Linked DNA regions of Homo sapiens: region 2 is linked to region 1. A link is an interaction called in ENCODE POLR2A ChIA-PET data of the cell type or tissue named here. Cell type or tissue: GM12878. All regions are shown on one strand. Region 1 has its middle 36 kb from the start of RANBP9. Region 2 overlaps GFOD1 (Gfo/Idh/MocA-like oxidoreductase domain containing 1).

Evidence for each region. Peaks named below come from ENCODE experiments on the same cell type or tissue, not always from the same donor. Only the 100,000 strongest peaks of a DNase experiment are listed, where the experiment ranks them.
Region 2: POLR2A ChIA-PET joins it to region 1 with 6 read pairs; 1 of 35 experiments calls an interaction of 5 or more read pairs at or near these places.

What each region holds. Positions count from the first base shown.
Region 1 is chr6:13,746,812-13,749,311 of GRCh38, forward strand. No RefSeq gene overlaps it. Among named protein-coding and RNA genes, the nearest start is that of RANBP9, 36 kb to the left of the region's middle. In GM12878, no CTCF peak of the experiment used is centred here; a DNase peak (open chromatin) is centred at 990.
Region 2 is chr6:13,443,700-13,446,199 of GRCh38, forward strand. All of the region lies in intron 1 of GFOD1 (Gfo/Idh/MocA-like oxidoreductase domain containing 1), which reads right to left. Among named protein-coding and RNA genes, the nearest start is that of GFOD1-AS1, 41 kb to the right of the region's middle. In GM12878, no CTCF peak of the experiment used is centred here; a DNase peak (open chromatin) is centred at 1,429.

The DNA.
Region 1 (2,500 bases):
TTCATCTACACCTTATGTTATCAGACTCTCATTTTTGTTATTCTGCAAGATGGAAAAACTACATCTAGTGGTTTTACCTTGCCTTTCATTTATTGTGTATGAGGTAGAGAATCTTTTAATATGCTTAAAAGCCATTGACATTCATTATTTTATGAATCATCTATTCATGTACTTGGCCCTTACTTTTTGTACAACCAGATTTTTTCCTGGAATGCAGAAAATGGGGCACCCTTAACACCCCCATCATGGAGAGATGGAACTTAAAGGACATCACTCTTAAGGCCTGGGTTACAGGTGGGTGTTTGAGGGCGGCAGTTGGTGGAATGGGCCAGGAAGGACTGGCAGAGTGTAAAGGGAGGACTCCCGCTGCCCAGCTAAGAATGGCTTTTATATTCCAAAGGTTTTAAAACAACAACAATAAACAAAAAACGAAGAAGAATCTGATACTTTAGGGGATCACATGACCCACAAAACCTAAAATATTTACTATCTGGCTCCTTGCAAAGAACTTTTGGGTTGAAAAGAAAAAGAAGAGGCTGAGATGGAGTCATCTGGGAGGTGGGAGCACACTCAGCTAGAATAGCATCTCAGAATTGAAGAGTTACAAATTATCTGAGATTGGCGGGGTTAACAGTGTTGAATGTGACCCAGAAATCAGGTAAGATGGAGATTTAAGAATGCCGAGGCGGGCGGATCACGAGGTCAGGACATCGAGACCATCCTGGCTAACACGGTGAAACCCTGTCTCTACTAAAAATACGAAAAAATTAGCCGTGCATGGTGGTGGGCGCCTGTAGTCCCAGCTACTCGGGACGCTGAGGCAGGAGAATGGCGTGAACCTGGGAGGCGGAGCTTGTGGTGAGCAGAGATCGCGCCACTGCACTCCAGCCTGGGCGACAGAGCGAGACTCCGTCTCAAAAAAAAAAAAAAAAAAAAGCGTGTATTGGAACTGACATTTAGAAAGTAGGTCACTGTGACCGCTGAGAGTTTCGGGGGTGTGTTAATACACAGTCTTTTGAGTCACAAGAAATAAAAACAGAGAGAGAGGGAGGGTGGAGGTGGGGAGGTCGGGGAGACACCTATAGAAATGAGGGCTTAGTAAAAGTTAATTGAAAGAAAGTGGCATGATTTCTTTAAGACAGTTACTATTATGAATGCGAATATGTTCATTTCTTTAAAGCACACCTTTGCAAAAATGTTCATTTCTTTTATTTATTTATTTATTTTTTGAGACGGAGTCTTGCTCTGTTGCCCAGTCAGATCTCAGCTCACTGCAACCTCTGCCTTCCGGGCTCAAGGGATTCTTCTGCCTCAGCCTCCGGAGTAGCTGGGACTACAGGCGAGCGCCACCACACCTGGCTAATTTTTTGTATTTTTAGTAGAGACGGAGTTTTGCCATGTTGGCCAGCCTGGTCTCGAGCTCCTAACCTCAGGTGATCTGCCTGCTTCGGCCTCCCAAAGTGCTGGGATTACAGGCGTGAGCCACCGTGCCCGGCCAAATATGTTCATTTCTTTAAAGCACAACGTAATTAAAATCTGTCTGACTTAAGCTATGTATCTTTCCATTTCTAATCTGTCACGCTATAAGGAGGTAAATTCCTAATGGACTTGAAAATAGAGTGTATCAGGACTGGGTGCAAGCCAGGCCATCTCCCTCATGTTATTGGTGAGGCAGCCGAGGCCCATGGAGGAGAAGTGACCTGACCAGGTCACACAGCCACTGTGCAAGAGCCCCAATTCTGGTTTTCAGTCCCAACCCTTTTCCACTCTATTGCTGCCATTTTATCTTCTTTAACACTCCAGGACCATCTAACATCTTGCTCGCATCTAGTAGATCCTCCATAAATATTTTAAATAATTATATATTTCATTTCCAGACATTGTATTTTTTTTTCAACCTTCTGTTTTCAGTACCTTCTTTCAGTTTTGTAAAACTCAACATCATTGTATTTTAAGAATGCAGTTTCTTGGATTTTGATAAGTATAGACTCTTATGTAATCACCGTCATAATCAATATTTACAACGTTTCTGTCTTGGCAAAATAATTCTCTGCTATTTCTTTTCCATCTTTATCTCTGATCCCAGGTAACCTCGAATCTGCTTTCTGTTGTCATAGATGATTTTCCCCTTTTCTGAAGTTTCATATAAATGGGATCATACATTATATACTCTTTGGTGTTTGCTCCTTTGATCTCACATAATGTTTTTGAAATAAAAATATATTGAGGGCTGGGCATGGTGGCTCACACCTGTAATCCCAGCATTTTGGGAGGCCAAGGCAGGCGGATCACCTGAAGTCAGGAGTTCGAGATCAGCCTGGCCAACATGGTGAAACCCCGTCTTTACTAAAAATACAAAAATTAGCTGGGCGTGGTGGTGCATGACTGTGATCCCAGCTACATGGGAGACTGAGGCAGGAGAATTGCTTGAGCCTGGGAGGCAGAGGTTGCAATGAGCGGAGATTGTGCCACTGCACCTCAGCCTGGGCAACAGAGTGAG
Region 2 (2,500 bases), 300 kb before region 1:
CAGCTACTCGGGAGGCTGAAGAAGGAGAATTGCTTGGACCCAGGAGGCAGAGGTTGCAGTGAGCAGAAATTGCACCATTGCACTCCAGCCTGGGCGACAAGAGCAAGACTCAGTCTTAAAAAAAAAAAAAAAAAAAAAATCATCACAGCTACCCCAACCTTCAGCAACCAGCACCCTAACCAGTCAGCAGCCATCAACATCAAGGCAGGACCCTCTACCGGCAAAAGGATTACAACTTGCTCAAGGCTCAGATGATCATTCGCATTTTGTAGCAAATTAAAATATTTGGGACCCAGCAATCCCACTACGGGTATACCCAGAGGAATCTAAATCATTCCACCATAAAGACACATGCACACAAATGTTCACTGCAGCACTGTTCACAACAGCAAAGACATGGAATCGATCTAAATGCTCAACAATGGCAGACTGGGTAAAGAAAATGGGGTACATAAACACCATGGAATACTATGCAGCTATAAAAAAGAATGAGATCATGTATTTTGCGGGAACATGGATGGAGCTGGAGGCTATTATCCTTAGCAAACTAACACAAGAACAGAAAACCAAATACCACATGTTCTCACTTACAAGTGAAAGCTAAATGATGAGAATTCATGGACACAAAGAAGATAACAACAGACACGCGGGTCTCCTTACGGGTGGAGGGTGGGAGGAGGGAGAGAAGCAAAAAAAAAAAAAACTATTGGGTACTAAGCTTAGTATCTGGGTGACAAAATAATCTGTATGACAAACCCTTGTGACATGAGTTTACCTAGCTAACAAATATACACATGCTCCTGTTAAAAAAAAAAGAACCTTTCTCTAGAGTTTAAAAAAAATCTGGAAAATTCTTTATCCTAATGAAAATATATGTTCACGTGCTTTATATTTATGTTCAATATTTTTATTGGGATTGAATTTCAATTATTTAATATTTAATATAGAACGTTTTATGTCTAAGTAACTGGAAACTTAAAAATAAAAAAAATTTAATGAAAGTATGTACATTGTTCTTTAGACATAATACTACTGCACACTTAACAGATTACAGTGTAGTGTAAACATAACTTTTATATGCACTGAGAAATATAAAAATGTGTCTGACTTGCTTTATTGCAGTGGCCTGGAACCGCACCCACAATTCTCCAAAGTAAGCCTATACATATTGCAAAACAACACATTGTATATGATCGATATATACCATTTTTATATGTTAATTAAAAACATAAAAATTAAATATGTATCTTTTCATCTCCCCAGCTCCACCATAAAAATCAACCCCCTCTAAGTATTAAATGAATCCCCTTCTAAAGGAAATTGATTGAGAATACAAATACCAGTCTGGCAATAACACCACATTAATGATCAGTAACACACCAACTTCTGCATACACTGGCAGGGACTAAACACGGCAAAGGAAGAGGGCTCAGCAGCCAGCCACAGGCGCCGAGGCTGAACAGGGAGGAGGGAGGAGTTAGCATTCCGGTGAAGGTATCGGCTGGCAGCCTTCCAAGCTTGCAGATGTTCACCAACTCCTGTCTTCATCAGGAGCCAGATTTCCTGATGCTCGTTGAGCACCACTTCTCAGATTCATATTTGATTACTAAGGAAATAATATGCATATAAATGAGTTCCAGAGACTGCCCATGGCTATAATCTCCTATCGATCACAGTAATAATGTTCTGTACTTGTACTGGGCCCTCAATCTGAAGAGACCAAGATCCAATCCCACCGTTTCCCTATCAGAATAGCCATAGAATTAAAACTATTTAGGGAAACAAGCTCTTGTTTCACATTATCCAGAGCCAAGGACAAACAGATCTCGTCATTTGGCAATGCCTGGCTTCTTTCCCCTCCAAGTATGGTTCTGAAGTGGGAAGAAGATTCTTACAGCCAAAGAACCAGGAGGAAAAGACAGCTGGGTCTGGCATCTCTGTTCTTCTTAACAGGCTTGCTTTCAAAAGAAAGGCAACATTTTTTCCCTTATTTCTGCAGAATCAAGAGGTTTGCTCTAAAACAAGAAAGCTTAATGCTGCCACTTAGAAGACACACAAACCAAGTAAAACTCAGGACTAATCTTCAAGAGATCAATAGCTTCTGGCCATGTGTGACACAGGCTTGTCCTGCTGGGTTGCACAGTCCAGACGTCCAACCTCAGCTGTCCTACACCTCTCAGGTGGACGCCACAATGTAGGTCTGATCTTTTCATAGAGCATCACACCACAGAGTGGGCTAAATGTGTCAACCTTGATCAGAAGGAGAGTGCTGGGTGGCAGGAGGAAGGTTAGAGAATGTCTGTTTATTCAACCTCAAAAGGAAAAAAATGATGCTGGCAGGGTCAAAAATAGACTAGCAGAGGGAGACGGGATCTCAAAACCACCATGCTGGAGTCTGAACCAATTGTTCTGTCCACTTTGCTAATAATCACAGCCCATTCCTAGCCCAATAACAAACTGAAAGTTAACAAAGCTGCAGCTCTGGGGATTCTAATGTGAC